Linked DNA regions of Homo sapiens: region 1 is linked to region 2. Evidence: read pairs that join two places in POLR2A ChIA-PET (ENCODE). Cell type or tissue: MCF 10A. All regions are shown on one strand. Each heading gives the region's core, and the rest is flanking DNA. Links, peaks and the distances in the headings are about the cores only.

Region 1 (8,389 bases), core at 155-8,154, 150 kb before region 2:
AAAGTTAAGAGATTATGTCCAGATGTGGTAAATCAAGAAACAGAAAATTATGTGTATTATAAGAAATAGGTGGCTCAAACCTGTAATCCCAGCATTTTGGAAGGCCGAGGCGGGCAGATGACTTGAGCCCAGGAGTTCGAGAACAGCCTGGACAACATGATGAAACCCCATCTCTACTAAAAATACAAAAATTAGCTGGGCGTGGTGATGGGTGCCTATAATCTTAGCTACTCAGGAGGCTGCGGCAGGAGAATCACTTGAACCTGGGAGGCGGAGGTTGCAATGAGCCAAGACAGGGCCACTGCACTCTAGCCTGGGTGACAGAGTGAGACTCTGTCTCAAAAAAAAAAGGAAAAAGAGGTAAATGGCAGAAAAAATAGTTTGAAAAGTTAAAAAAATAAAATGATTGCCTCTAGGGTACAGTGTTGGGTGAAGGAGAAAGGGATGCCATCTTTTATTAAAAGCCTTTATGTGAAAGTATTACTTTGAAAAAAAAAAGGATTTTACATTATAGTATCTAATTCAAATTTAAAAAATGATTTTAAGAGTGAAAAACTCATTCACTATTTTATTTTTTATAAAGTACTCACAGGATTAATGAATTTATTCACTAGAAAAATCTTTAAATGTTTTTTATAATACAATAGAAAATTATGAAAAGATATGCACCAAATGTTAACAGTTGTTATCCATAAAGTGAGAGTTGTACGTTTTCTTGATTTTATTTATAGTATGTTCTAATTTTCCACAATTAACATTACTTATAAAATGAAAAATAGATTTTTTTTTTTTTTTGAGACACAGTCTCGCTCTTTCGCCCAGGCTGGAGTGCAGTGGCGTTATCTCGGCTCACTGCAAGCTCCGCCTCCCGGGTTCACACCATTCTCCTGCCTCAGCCTCCCGAGTAGCTGGGACTACAGGCACCCGCCACTGCGCCCGGCTAATTTTTTGTATTTTTAGTAGAGACGGGGTTTCACCATGTTAGCCAGGATGGTCTTGTTAGCCAGGATGGTCTCGATCTCCTGACCTCGTGATCCACCTGCCTCGGCCTTACAAAGTGCTGGGATTACAGGAGTGAGCCACCGCGCCCAGCCGATTTTTTTTTAATTGTAAATGCTGAACTATGAAAATCTCATTTCTGAACCTCAAAAATGTTAAGAATATCAATACAGAAAAAATGATGATACACAGAAAATGAAACTAAACAGGAATACATGAATTATCAATACCTAATATTTAAACTCCCTAAGTTTTCTGTATCACAGATTAAAAAATGAAAATTTTGAGGGACCAGGTGTGGTGGCTCACACCTGTAATCCCAGCACTTTGGGAGGCCAAGGCAGGTGGATCACTGGAGGTTAGGAGTTCGAGACTAGCCTGGCCAACGTGGTGAAACCCCATCTCTACTAAAAATACAAAAATTAGCTGGGTATGGTGGTGCACACCTGTAATCCCAGGAGAATCACTTGAACCTGGGAGGCAGAGGTTGCAGTGAGTCAGGATCACGCCACTGAACTCCAGCCTGGGCAGCAGAGTAAGACTTTTGGGGGTGGCCTTTGGCCCAAGTACTTGTACAGCAGACATATTTTAAAAGACGATTTAAAAATAGGCTTCCCAAAGACTATGTTATGTATATTTTACCACATTAAAAAAAAAAAAAGACTTCCTAAATGTTAAAACAGTAAAAGGGATAAAGGGAAAGGGAAAGCACTAATAGTAACAATGTCCACTATAACAGTGTTATTAAAGTCACTGCCTCTTTATCTTAAAGAAAATTAGATTACATACTGTTTCAATTCTTCAACTGTAAAATTAGTAAGATCTGGAACATCTTGATCTTCATTTTGATCTTCCTCCTCTTCAGGGGGAGGCTGAGCAGTTACTTCACTTACTTCTTCAATTAAGAAGAGACATACAAATTTCTTAATACCATTCTCCATGTATTCTCTACAGAGGAACACTATAGTATTATAAGCAAATAGAGAAATCCACCTAGTCCATTCAGTGCTTCTGATCTCAAGTTTACTGGCCAAGGAACCTAATACAATTTTTTATTTTGATATGTGATGTTAACTCTGATTTCTTAAAAGTCATCTATAATAAAAGTCATTTATTTCATTAATATTCAAAACCTTTTCAAAAGTTAATCTAACATACAATTACTGGTAAAAAGCCTGCACATTAGGTATGTTAGTTAACTGAAACACATGTCCACTATAAGGTAGTTCAATCTTAGGAAATCTAAAAGAATTTCATTATAAACCGAAAATCAAAAATAAAAGCTATACCTAGGAATTCAATTATTGTAAGGACCTTTATCATAACTTATATCATTATATTACATCATACATCTCAAAAACTTAATGAAGCTTTGTGTAAATTTAAGTATAAAATCACACTTACGTGTTGTAGCTGAATCAGTTTGGGACAATTTGAGAATTCCTGTTTTTAGCAATTTTGAAAACAATTCATTTACATCCACCTGACTGAGATGATTATCAGGATATGCCTTAGGGAGGGCTCCTAACAAAAAAAAGAAAGAAAGAAAAAAAACCACTTTTGAAGTGAATGTAGAACTTAAAGATGCAAATTATACTAAGCATTTTTCAAAGTTTTCTTCAAGATGTCCTGCCAACAGTAAATTTGACAAAATCTAATTTATTAATAAGTTTAATTTCAAAAGCCCCTAAGATTATCTTTTCATTTAGGTCTACAAGTCAGCATGACTTGAGAATATATTCTTTTTTCCTTCTTTTTTTTTTGTTTTTTTATTATACTTTTAAGTTCTAGGGTACATGTGCACAACGTGCAGGTTTGTTACATAGGTATACATGTGCCATGTTGATTTGCTGCACCAATCAACTCGTCATTTACATTAGGTATTTCTCCTAATGCTATCCCTCCCCCAGACCCCCCACCCCCCGACTGTGCCTGGTGTGTGATGTTCCCTGCCCTGTGTCCAAGTGTTCCCATTGTTCAATTCCTACCTACAAGTGAGAACATGCGGTGTTTGTTTTTCTGCCCTTGTGATAGTTTGCTTAGAATGATGGTTTCCTGCTTCATCCATGTCCCTGCAAAGGACATGAACTCATCCTTTTTTATGGCTGCAAAGTACTCCATGGTGTATATGTGCCACACTTTCTTAATCCAGTCTATCATTGATGGACATTTGGGTTGGTTCCAAGTCTTTGCTATTGTGAATAGTGCCACAATAAACATATGTGTGCACGTGTCTTTATAAAAGCATGATTTATAATCCTTTGGGTATATACCCAGTAATGGGATTGCTGGGTCAAATAGTATTTCTAGTTCTAGATGCTTGAGGAATCACCACACTGGAGTTGAGAATATATTCTAAAACAAATGCTGACAACACTGAAAATAATGACCCTTTATGCTCCCTTCTCCCAAGCAATGCAGCACCACCCCATCTCCAACTTTCCACCTTTCTAATCTCTCTTCCTCATCTTCTAAGTACACTGGAAAAAGTAGTTTTATATAGATGAAATAGTTTATTACCCCTTAGCACTAAGCCTAAGTGGAAGTACTCCTGACCTCAATGCTCCCTGACGTAACAGGAAAACTGAAACAGGGAGATGAATCAGATGGCTCAGAGTATACCTGCTCCTATGACCTTTGCTAAAAAGCATACTGCCCTTGCAAAGCAGCTCAAGCTATTGCTGAAAAGGTGTCATGGTTACTAAAGCTTCAATAACTTGAATAAATAAGATAAGCCTAACAATCTTGTTCTGCTTGATAAGGAATCCTCATTGGTGAGGAATCATTCCAGTCTCATATTTTTCCAAGCACTATTCTAATAATTGTGATTCTTTTTTTGTTTTTGTTTTTGTTTTGAGACAGAGTCTCACTCTGTTGCCCAGGCTGGAGTGCAGGGGCACGATCTCAGCTCACTGCAAGCTCCACCTCCTGGGTTCACACCGTTCTCCTGCCTCAGCCTCCAGAGCAGCTGGACTACAGGTGCGTGCCACCACACCCAGCTAATTTCTTTTTGTATTTTTAGTAGAGACGGGGTTTCACCGTGTTAGCCAGGATGGTCCTGATCTCCTGACTCCATGATCTGCCTGCCTTAGCCTCCCAAAAGTGCTGGGATTACAGGTGTGAGCTACAGTGCCCGGCCATAATTGTGATTCTTTAACTATGAAAACAATATTTTAGGCCAGGTGCAGCGGCTCACACCTGTAATCCCAGCACTTTGGGAGGGTGATGCAGGTGGATCACCTGAGGTCAGGAGTTTGAGACCAGCCTGGCCAATATGGTGAAACCCCGTCTCTACTAAAAAATACAAAAATTAGCCGGTTGTGGTAGCCCATGCCTGTAATCCAGCTACTCAGAAGGCTGAGGCATGAGAATCGTTTGAAACTGGGAGGAGGTTGCAGTGAGCCAAGATCACCCCACTGTACTCCAGCCTGGACAAAAGAGCAAGAAGACCCTATCTCAAAAAAAAGAAAACAATATTTTAATGTATTTGTATGTCACTATGATGCATCTCACTACACCTATACAGAAAAGTTCTGAACCACTAAAAATTCCTCTTAATGGCAGAAATTCAATTTGCATCCACATACAGATAATCCCTACCCTTAACCACTGTATACATTTATCATACTGCCTTATATATCGTAGGCTAATTAATGTCTGTTCAAACTAAATGTCTGAATACATGAATGAAGAGATCAACTTCAATAATCAATTACAGTAACATTTAACTCACTAGTTTAACCTTTACTTTCCTTTAAATTAGCTATTTATATGCCTAAGATGCACAATTAGCTATTCAGATGTCTGAGGGCAGCCAAGTCTAGTAACCAACAGCATAAACTGTGGAACCAGACTCCAGGGATTTTAACCAGAAATTCCACTTTCTAGTTGTGTGACATAATCAAGTTCCTTATCTATGCCTCAGTTTCCCGTGCCTGTAAAAAGGGTAATAATAGTTCCTACCTAAGATTGATATGAGGTTAAATGAATTAATATTTCTAAGGAACTGAGGTGTTTGGCATTATTATGTGTTTTTTGTTAAACCAAAAAAAAAAAATCAATAGCCTTTCTATATTATAAAGCTCTTTGAGGCCGAGTGTGGTGGCTCATGCCTATAAACCCAACACTTTGGGAGGCCGAGGTGGGAGGATTGCTTGAGTTCAGGTGTTTGAGACCAGCCTGGGCTACATAGTGAGCACCCTCTTTAAAAAAAAAAAAAAAACTTTAAAAATAAAAATAAAGGTCTTTGAAGGATGAACCTTATTAAATTCATCCTAGCATACTGCCTAGCATACAGCAGATGACTAATATATGTCTGAAAAATGAACATGGGTATATTTCCTACTAGAAAAGGGATGTTTACACTTTCAAATTAGAGAAGGAACCTTGAGAGAAGCTAAATATAGCACACTGAAAACTGTTGACACATCTTTTAAGAGTAAGAAGAACTTGAAGAATGAAGACACACCTAATGTCCCATTCAATACCCCCTAACAAGGGGAATAATTATGATTTCCTCTGTGACACTGCTATGTCCTGTACACATACACATATAACCCAAGGTTGTAAAAGCAAAACAAGGCTGGGCACAGTGGCTCATACCTGTAGTCCCAGCACTTTGGGAGGTCAAGGCAGGTGGATCACCTGAGGTCAGGATTCAAGCCACCCTGACCAATATGGTGAAACTCTGCCTCTATTAAAAATACAAAAATTAGCCAGGTGTAGTGGCATGTGCCTGTAGTCCCAGCTACTGGGGAGGCTGAGCCCGGGAGAACTGCTTGAATTCAGGAGGCAGAGGTTGCAGTGAGCTGAGATCATGCCACTGCACTCCAGCCTGGGTGACAAGAGCAAGACTCGTCTCAAAAAAAAAAAAAAAAAAAAAAAAAAAAGAAAGAAAGAAAGAAACAAGAAAATTTGTAGTTTCTGTAGAGCATCTCATGCCACTAACCCCAATATAACAAATCCTCTGCTCAACAATAAAAACTGAGTTCTAAAGGAAAATACATTAATATAGCACTTGACAAGTTACAAGTTACAAAGTACTTTTGCATATACTATATCATTTGATTCTCTAAAAAAAAAAAAACAACAACAAAACAGACAAATACTGATACTACCATATCATGTTTTTTTTTTGGTTTTTGGTTTTTTTTCTGAGACGGAGTCTCACTCTGTCACCAGGCCTAAGTGCAGTGGCCTGATCTTGGCTCACTGCAACCTCCACCTCCTGGGTTCAAGCGATTCTCCTGCCTCAGTCTCCTGAGTAGCTGGGACTACAGGCATGCACCACCACACCCAGCTAATTTTTGTATTTTTAGTAGAGACGAGGTTTCACCATGTTGGCCAGGATGGTCTCCATCTCTTGACCTTGTGATCCACCTGCCTCGTCCTCCCAGAGTGCTGGGATTATAGGCGTGAGCCACCATGCCCGGCCCATATGCTGTTTACAGAGGGAAAAAACTGAACCTCAGGGGAGATACTTGCTTAAAGCCTGCGCATTTATAAAGTAACATAGTAGAGATTCCAACCCTGGTCTTCTGGGCTTTAGATCCCAAATTCTTTCCTTCTCTTTTCATTATAGTAACAAAATAATAATAATAACAAATATTAATTAGTCATAATTGTCCATGTAGAAATTAAAACTTAAAAGCTTCCAAATTCATTGAATTTCTTGACACAATTTAAGGACTAATGTATAAAAAAGAGCTTGGCTAGGATTTCCTAATTACTTCAGAAGTTTTGGAAAACTCCATAAATTTATTGTAAACTGATTAACTCAATACTACAGTAAAGCATGTTTCTGAAACAGCTGTTTCAATGATTCAGAAATGAAAGCAAGTATCACTAATGTATGTACTTCCCTATTACCACATATTAAAACTAAAATTCATTTTGCCGGGCATGGTGGCTCACACCTGCCATCTCAGCACTTTGGGAGGCTGAGGTGGGCAGATCACTTGAGGTCAGGAGCTCGAGACCAGCCTGGCCAAGATGGTGAAACCCCGTAAAAATACAAAAGTTAGCCCAGTCTGGTGGCACACGCCTGTAGTCCCAGCTACTTGGGAGGCTGAGACAGGAGAATCGCTTGAACCCCGGAGGCAGAGGCTGCAGTGAGGCAATATGACACTACTGCACTCCAGACTGGGTAAGAGAGCAAGATTCTGCCTCATAAATAAATAAATAAATAAAACTAAAATCCATTTTAAAAGTCCTTTTATCTAGTACTAAGCATCACCCCATAGTAACAAAGATGCTTATCAGTGAACCTGGCTAGGAAAGCCGCTTTTTGCTATTTGAGTGCCCACAAAAACATAAAAATTAATCAACTTTATTAATGCAGTATCCTCAGTATTCACTGAGATTTCTAAGGTCTGTCATTTATTTCATTCTATCTCAACACAAATGTCATACCTTCCCTCCCACTCCCAGTTTCCACCCAATAGGTTTCCTTCCCTTTGTTTAGTGGACTACAAGTCCCCGCTAACCATCTCTAGCTGTAAATAGGGTCATTATGAATACACATCCACAATGTAAATAAACTTAGAAAAGGAACAAAAATATGTCAGCCAGATTAAATTTCTCTAAATTAAATATACCTTTGCAAAACTGTCATTTCCTAAAATTCACAAAGTTAGCTATTCAACAAAACAATAATCATTTGTCTTTTGAAAAACAAAGTTCAGAAAGTACATACCTGAAGGATTCTGAACAAATCCAGGATTTTGTGGATGAACTGGTAAAAACTGTTGTCCTTGACCAAAAGCTACTGGCTGAGCAACACCACTCAGAACCTTTAAGAAAAACCTTAATTTTAAGAACATGCTTTCTATATTTCAAGTAAAACTTTTAACATCCTAATTACATAAAAATATTCATAGATGTCACAAGGCCTGGCTTATAAATAAAGATTTAGAAAGATAACTTGGCTGCATCACTTCACTTCTAGGTCTTCTACAAACAGGAACAATAAAACCTTCCCTTATCTGTTTCATAGAGGTATAAGTTACTGAGAATGGGTTAAAACTTCTTTGAAAAGTTTAAGGTACCTACTAGAGAGGCAAAGTAGCCCCCCAAAAAGGAAACTGTAAGATACCATGCAAATATAAGGTAACTAGCTGTGTTACTTTACACAAGTCACTTTACCTTGCTGGTGCTTTCCCTTATTTTACAAATAGAAGAACTGACATAATGCAATATGATCTATACACAATCACAAGGGCTAGTTAGGAGCAAAACTGAGGCCAGAACTCCTAACCCTTGCCACTTTTCCACAGATATCAAAAGCCTGTTCTAATTAGCATTCTGAATTACCAAGCAGGTAAGCATCTTGCTTGGCCATCATCTTTGCACATGGTTATAGCCACATTACAAAGTAATCTTGTAAAAGGTC
Region 2 (8,389 bases), core at 345-8,344:
TTGTTTTTTAGTGGAGATGGGGTTTCACCATGTTGGCCAGGCTAGTTTCGAACTCCTAGCCTCAGGTGTTCTGCCCACTTCGGCCTCCTAAAGTGCTGGGATTATAGGGGTGAGCTACCACACGCAGCCAAAAAAAGACTTTTTTTTGAGACAGGGTCTTGCTTTGTTTCTCAGGCTGGAGTACAGTGGCATGAACACGGCTCAACATAGCCTTGACCTCCTGAGATCAAGCAGTCCTCCCACCTCAGGCTCCCAAGAAGCTGGGACTACAGGCATATACCACCACACCCAACTAATTTTTTTTTTTTTTTGAAGAGATGCGGTCTCACCATGTTACCCAGGCTGCTCTTGAACTCCTGGTCTCAAGCGATCCTCCTGCTTTGGCCTCCCAAAATGCTGGGATTATAAGCATGAGCCACCACACCTGGCATTGAAAAGACATTAAAAAAATTTTTTTAAATGGCTTTTGGGTTATAAGTGGTTTTTGGTTACATGGATAAATTCTACAGTGGTGAATTCTGAGATTTTAGTGCACCTGTCAACCAAACAGTGTACACCCTACTCAGTATGTAGTCTTTTATCCCTCACTCCCCTTGCCCACTCCTTCCCCAGGTCACAAATTTCATTATATTGCTCTGTATTGTTTTTGTGTCCTCACAGCTTAGTTCCCACTTAAGTAAGAAAACAAGGTATCTGGTTTTCCATTCCTGAGTTACTTCACTTAGAATAATGGCTTCCAGCTCAATCCAAGTTGCTGCAAAAGACATTATTCTATTCCTTTTTATGGCTGAGTAGTATTCTATGGTGGATATATACCACATTTTCTTTATCCACTCATTGGTTGATGGGCACTTAGGTCGGTTCCATATCTTTGCAATTGTGAATTGTGCTGCTACAAGTATGCATGTAGATGTGTGTAAAAAGAAATTTTTGAGATGATATCAAGGAATTACTGTTACTTTTATTCAGGTGTGATAATAATAGTATAATGTAAGAAGATGAATAATATAGAGATGAGTTCTGAGGTACATAGGAATAAAATGATATGATGTAGAATTTGTTTAAAAATATTTAAACAGCCTGGATGCTAAGGTTCATACCTGTAATCCCAGCACTTTGGGAGACTGAGGCAGGTGGTTTGCTGCATCCCAGAGGTTGAGGCTGCAGTGAGCCATGATGACACCACTGCACTCCAGCCTGGGCAACAGAGCGAGACCCTGTCTCAAAATAATAATAATAATAATAATAAAATATTTAAGCAAAGAAAAAAATAGGGGGGGAAAGGGATAGATTAAGTTAACGTGTCAAAATCTTGGTAAGTGTTGAACTTTGGTAATGGGTGTTGGGGGGTCTGCTTTTATGTATATTTGAAAACTTTATAATCATATATTTAAAATATTTGAACACAACACAAAAGAGGGTTTAATGGCAGTGGGGTTGTTGGTGATGGCTGTCTTCAATGTGTCTGTCTCTTGAGTTATACTTCTTTATTCTGGTTGGCTACTTCCTGTGGTAGTCATGTTGGCGTCCTCTGTTGCTTGTCTTTGGACTAGATCTCTTGATGTTTCTTTTATACCACTTAGTGAAGGACATCCTCCAGGAGCTTTTTTTTGTTTGTTTTTGAGAAAGGGTCTCACTCAGTTGCCCAGGCTGGAGTGCAGTGAAGTGAAACAGCTCATTGTAGCCTCGAACTCTTGGGCTCAAGTGATCCTCTCAAGTACCTGGGACCACAGGTGCATGCCACCATGCCTGGCTAACTTTTTCACTTTTTGTGGAGATAGGGTCTCGCCATGTTGGTCAGGCTGCTCCCAAACTGCTGCGCTTAAGCAATCTTGCTGTCTTAGCCTCCCAAAGTAGGAGCTTCTTATAAAACGGTGCATGGAATATGAATTTCTGGGTCTTGTATACTTTAAAGTATCTTTCTTCTATTCTCGTGCTTTATTGGTAGTTTATTTGGGTATTGCACTCTAAGTTGAAAATCATTTTCCTTCAGATTTTAAAGGCATTGCTTTATTGTCTTTTTATTGTTGCTGTAGAGAAGTTGGAAGGGTTCTGATTTCTGATTCTTTATATATAACCTATTTGTCTTTCCCTCCTCTCTGACAGTTTGTAAAATCTTCTCTTTGTCTGCAGTTTTCTGAAGTTTCACAGTGTGCTTCGTGTGCTGGGCCCTTTCAACCTGGCAACCTGCATCCTTCAGTTCTCTGAAATTTTATTGAATATATTGTTATGATTTTTCTTTTTTCTGCTCTTTCCTGGGAATTTCTCTTATTTGGATATAGGACCCCTCCTGTACTGGACCTTTAGAATATTCTTAACTTCTCTCTGCTGTTTCCATATCTTTGTCTTTTGATTTTATTCTTTAGAAGATTTCGATTTTATCATTCAATCCTTTTATTGAAGATTTAAAAAAAGTCTGCTATTATGTTGTCAATGTCTAAGAGCTCTTTTTGTTCTCTATGTTTCCTTTATATAGCATCCTATTTTTGTTTCATGGATGTAGTTTTATTTCATTTTTGTGAGAATATTAATGGTATTTCCGCCCTTGCATATTATCTGTTTCCTTCAAGTCACTTTTTTTTGTGTTTGCCATGGTCTGTATCTTTATTAGAGGCTTTCCCAAGATGTCACTCTAAAATGTGATCCTTGGCTGTGTTGCTCCTGATTAAGAGGGGGAGGAAAAAAGCTGTCAAGACCTTGACATTATGCTAAGTGAAAGAAGTCACTCACAAAAGACCACAGAGTGTAGGATTTCATTTATATGAAATGGCCAGAATGGACAAATCTATACAGACAAAAAAATAGATTAGTAGTTACTTGCGGCTGGGGAGTGGGGGGAATGCAGAGTGACTACTAATGTGTGTAGGATTTTCATTGGGGGAATGGAAAATGTTCTAAAATTGATTGTGGTGATGGTTGTACAACTCTGTAAATATGCTAAAAACCATTGAAATGTACATTTTATTTTTTTTCATTTAGTTCCTAGAGAAAATTGCATATTTTAAAAGGGTGAATTATATGGTATGTGACATAAAGCTTTTTTTAAAAAGTACTGTCAGGAAACTCTGAATACAGAATGGAGATAATTAGCTCTGAGCCTCACGGTACGGTGATCTGGATGGGCTGTTTGTTGGGCTCCCCTGATGTTACCATCTTCAGGTTTTCCCTTGGGTACATTCACCAGCAAAGAGTCTTTCACTCTTCTTCGGATGGTGGGGTTCTATCTGACTATGTTTTGGTACTCGGGAGAAGAAACATGGGAACCTTTGCACTCTACCTTCTGTAGACATAGTGCCTTATCTGTGATATGTTTCCCCCTCATCCACGCTGGATACTGCCAGGCCAAAGACACTCTTACTTTTTTTTTATGGGGAATGCTAAAGATTTACAAAAGTAGGGAGGGCAATACAGTGAATTCCCATGTACCCATCATTCAGGTTCACTAGTTTTCACTTGATGGATATTTTAGTTTGCTTTGTATCCCGCAATCCCCTTCCTCAGATTATTTCAAGCAAATGCTGGATATTTCTGTTTTGTGCTCCCCAGAGACAGGCCTTTGGAGTTTTGTTAATGAGGAGGGGGAATCTAGGTATCTAACTCCTTGAGTAGCCTTCTCTCTTGTGTTCTTTATTCTAGCATCCTATACGCCTGCTCTAGGAGTACAAGGTACTGTCAGTTCCTGTGTTTTTTAAGGATTCTGTGGTTTAAATCAGCTGAATTCCACATTTTCTGAGTATGCTAAGTCAATTACTACTTGTTCATCTGCTTCCCAAGCTTCCAAAATTTGACACCATTGTCTTATCTTCTCTGTACTTATAAGGTTTTTTTTAATAAAAATAAAGCACTTTACTGAATTTTTGTGGGGTTTTTGGAATAAGTGAAATTAGATGCAGTAGTTCAGTGTGACACCTTCTCCAGATTGGCTGCTCTTTTTTTTCTTTTCAATCTTGCCCTATCCTATTGTTAGTCCATTTTTGCATTACTACAAAGAAATACTTGAAGCTGGGAAAATTATAAAGAAAGGAAATCTAACTGGCTCACAGTTTTACAGGCTTTACAGGAAGCATGGTGCTGGCCTCTGCTTCTGGTGAGACCTCAGAAAGCTTACAGTCATGACAGAAGGTGACCGGGAGCCAGAATGTTACATGTGAGAGTGGAAACAAGAGAGAGTGAGGACAGAGGTGCCGTACTCTTAACCAGATCTCACATGAACTACCGGAGCCAGAATTCACTCATCACCAAGGGGATGGTGCTAACCATTCATGATGGATCTATCCCATGATCCAAACACCTCACACTAGGCCACACCTCCAACACTGAGAATTACATTTCAACATGAGATTTGAAGGGGACAGATATCCAAATCATATCACGTATCCTATTCTACTCAGCCCTATGGCCTTATTTTTTTTTATGTATGTGTGTATGTGTATCTATATCTATGTCTTTTTTTTGAGACAGGGTCTTGCTGTGTAGCCTAGGTGGGAGTGCAGTGGCATGATCAGAGGTCACTGTGGCCTCAACCTCCCAGGCTCAAGTGATCCTCCCATCTCAGTCTCCCTTGTAGCTAGGGCTATAGGTACACACCACCACATCTGGCTAATTTTTTAATTTTCTTGAAGAGATGGGGGTCTCACTATGTTTCCTAGGCTGGTCTCAAACTCCTGGGCTCAAGCAATCCTCCCACCTTGGCTTCCCAAAGTGCTGGGATTATAGATGTGAGTCACCATGCCTGGCCTTGTATCTATATCTATATCATCTATCTATATCTGTTTATCTATACCTATGTATATATTTTATTTGCCTGGAAAACTCCTTTTCAATTTTTTAAGAACAAAGAGGAGTTTTTCCTTATTTTAACATGCTTCTCTTTTGACCTTAAGCCCAGGCAAAGGTAAGGAGTCCCAGCTTCTGTGTACTCCCCTCTTATTATAGAAGTGTTTGCTTGCACTTTGCTGCATTACAGTTTATTTACCTATCTGTCCTGGCTTGTGAAGTAACAGCTATACGTTATTTTTCTTTGTATCATGAGCACAGTGCCTCACTCCCAGTAAACATGTTAACTCTCAGACTGGATAATTCAGCATTGTAATTTCAGGAGTGGGGATGAGCTGCAGTGCCCCTTTCCTTCTTGTCTTTTACAAGCACAACTGTTTGGTAAATATAAAGGAGCAAAACATGCCCTGAGGGCTTGTTGTTATGCAATGTTGTTCCCTTTGCTTTCAAGTCTGGTGTTTTTTACACAGTCAGCAGGTTGCAGAGGGAGTGAGGGCAGCTATAACAGTGTAAACATCCTAACAAAGAATGAATGGACTCAGTCAGAGATGTGTTGTTTCCTTCGTTTGATTAAAAGGCTTATGGTCTACACTGTGCTTCACAATGAGAAACTTCTTAGTTCTGCAGCATCTTCCATTGCTTTTTCTCTTCTGATAAAATGTCAGGAGAATTTTAAAAAATTGCTGATTTTGTTGTTAAAAAATCAGATATGAAGGTATTATCAATGTGAAGTCCTGGTAAAATGCAAATGGATAGCTTTGAAAGGGTAACATTTAACCTGTTGTTTCTTAAAGTGTGTTCTCCAAGTTGCTATACATCTTCCTCCAGGGGAAAAGAAATAGGGAACTTACTAGCGTTCAAACAAACTTGGGATGCTCGGTTAAACGGAGTTAAATAGGGTTTCCTACTTCAAGACACCTCAGATCTTGAAAGATGCTATAACTCTCTCCTCCAGGAGGAAAGAAATAGGGAATTAACTAGTAGTCAAACAAACTTGGGATGCTGAGTTCAACACAGTTAAGTAGGGTTCTTTACTTCACGCTTGTTACTGTGCATTGCAGATCTCCTAGAGGGGTACATCGTAGGCAGCATTTTCTAAATTTACTTTTCATCTGAGTAACAGTAGCATTTCAGTGTTGTGTTTTGTGGAACACACACAATTCTGGAAACAGCCTCTTAGCTTAAATCCATCCTTTGTGGTCTTGTTCAAATGCCACTTCCTCTAAGGCTTTTCTGTCTACCCCCAGAGATATACAATGTTTTCCTTCTTTGAATTGTACTGCCTTCACTTGTCTAATTGTCTCCTCACCCTTCCCCTACCCTATAAGAGGTCATACATTTTTTGTACATGTTATATCACTTTCCACTGCATCAGGGACATTGCCTTCCATAAAACTGCTCAAGAAATGTTTGCAGTACTGCATTGGTTCCTTAGTTGAGTCATCCTAGAGTCCAGAGGGCACTGGCAGGGTGGGGAAGCCTGAGGCAGATCTGGAGTTTGAGACCCTCACTATTTTGGCATGTAGATGGGTGGGGAGCTTGCTCGCTGTGTCCTTGCTGGACACAGGGCCAGTGTAAGAAGTTGGTCCTGAAGGGCAGAATTGGAAAGCGAAAAACAAGAGATGCTGACCTTATAAATCAAATGTGCTGAAGGCCTATTGTATGCCTGTGGTAAGCTTTGAATACTTAAACTTAACGCTAACCTTTCAAGTTGGTGATATTCTTCTGATTCTCTAGATGAGAAAATGGGGCATCAGAAAGGCAAAGCAGAAGTAAGTACTGGGGCTGCAAAGATGAATAAAATCCAGTCCTTCCCCAAGAGGCCCCGGGATATGGAGTAGATAGTCTTATAAGTAAATAATTGTGAGCAGTGGGGTAACTGCACGGATTAAACTCTGTCGAGGTATTGTGGGAGAACCAAATAGGAGACTCTGACCTCTGTATGGGAGATGGGAGGGAAGGCATGGCAGGTGGTGAATCCAAGAAAGCTTTCAGAAGGAGAGTGATGCCTGAGCAAGGTGGAATAAGAATGCATGGGCTGAAGCATGGAGGTGAGACGTATCACGGGGAATTCACTGTTACTGGGCTATAAAATGTGAGTTTGGTGAGAATTGAGGCTGGCAAAATTGAGAGGATATTATAAACAGATTGAAGAGTTCTGGACTTGATTTTGAAATGGGAAGCCATTGTAGGGTTTTCAGTAGAAGAGCAATGAGCCAGCACGTGTTTTGGATATGTATTAGCCAAGGTGGAAGTGAATCTGAGCTGGGTAGGACCTGAGGCAGGGCCATCAGCTGGGGCTCTCAGCACTGGTGCAGGGGAGATAGGATGAAGTCTGACCCACGGCAGTAGCACGAGTAGAAGAGAGGAGGAGACTGGTTTGATAAATATTCAGCAGGTAAATCAGCAAGACAGGAGCAGACAAGAGTCAAGTACAACCCTCAGGCTTTGTGCTTGTGCATGCCTCTTCTTCCCTTAACCAACATTTCAAGTCTGCCCTTATCTGAGCGCTGACCTTAAGCAAATCCTATGTGAAATGTAGGTTTATGAACAATTAATTAGGAGACAGTGTTTTATGGGGAGATTGTGACATGAGATTTCTTTAAATACTATTGCTTTCAGAGCATTTATATGTTGTGTATCTCAGAATTCTTATTTTTCTAACTTCAGGAACAAATCTATTGGGTAAAGCAGTGGTTCCCAAGCTAGATTATCACCAGAATCAACTGAGAATATTTTCCCCCAACTATTAGAAAAATTTTAATCATACTGAGAATTTGAAAGAGTAACAAATTGAACACCCAAATACCCACCAACTAAATTAAACAATTGTTAACATTTTGTCTTATTTCTCATGTTTGTGTGTATGTGTATATATACATATATATATATACACATACATACATATGCATATATACATATATGCTGGACCATTTGAAAGTTGCAAATGTTATAACACTTCACCTGAAACTCTCATTTCAGCATGTGTATTCTAAGAATAAAGACATTTGATACAACATAAAATTGTATCTAAAACAAAAAACAAAATGATCATCTGATATCAGGCCATGTTCATATTTCCCCAGTTGTGACCAGGGGGTATTTTTACTTCATTATTATTATTTTTTAAATTGCCCATTACTAATGAAAGAAACATTTTGTAGTATTCTAGATTTCACTTCTGATTCTGGTCAGTTATTCTTTTTTTTATTTAAAAGTTGTCTTTATTTTAAAATTATAAAATAAAGGATACTTATTTAAAAATTCAAGCAATGCAAAAATATCTAATAAAAATACTAAAGTAAAAATTGGAAGACCTTTCTCCATTATTGGAAGTTAATGGAACAGACTTTCTTAATCAGAATATCTAGGGAAGGGATCTAGCAGTTTTATTTTTAAGAAGCTCTTTGGACCAAGTGCGGTGGCTCACACCTGTAATACCAACACTTTGGGAAGCTGAGGCAGGAGGATCACTTGAGGCCAGGAGTTCAAGACCAGCCTGGGCAATATAGTGAGACCATGTCTCCAGAAAAATTTAAAAATTAGCTGAGTGTGGTGGCATGTGCTTGTAGTCCCAGCTACAAGGGAGGCTGAGGTGGGACAATCACCTGAG

Evidence for each region. Peaks named below come from ENCODE experiments on the same cell type or tissue, not always from the same donor. Only the 100,000 strongest peaks of a DNase experiment are listed, where the experiment ranks them.
Region 1: POLR2A ChIA-PET joins it to region 2 with 6 read pairs; 6 of 35 experiments call an interaction of 5 or more read pairs at or near these places.

Annotation. Positions count from the first base shown.
Region 1 is chr11:83,171,219-83,179,607 of GRCh38, reverse strand. It overlaps PCF11 (PCF11 cleavage and polyadenylation factor subunit), which reads right to left. Exons shown (of 16, transcript NM_001346413.3): 9 at 7,694-7,790; 10 at 2,404-2,523; 11 at 1,789-1,894. Among named protein-coding and RNA genes, the nearest start is that of PCF11-AS1, 12 kb to the left of the region's middle. In MCF 10A, for the core only: no CTCF peak of the experiment used is centred there; no DNase peak of the experiment used is centred there.
Region 2 is chr11:83,022,256-83,030,644 of GRCh38, reverse strand. All of the region lies in intron 1 of RAB30 (RAB30, member RAS oncogene family), which reads left to right. Among named protein-coding and RNA genes, the nearest start is that of SNORA70E, 15 kb to the left of the region's middle. In MCF 10A, for the core only: no CTCF peak of the experiment used is centred there; a DNase peak (open chromatin) is centred at 5,204.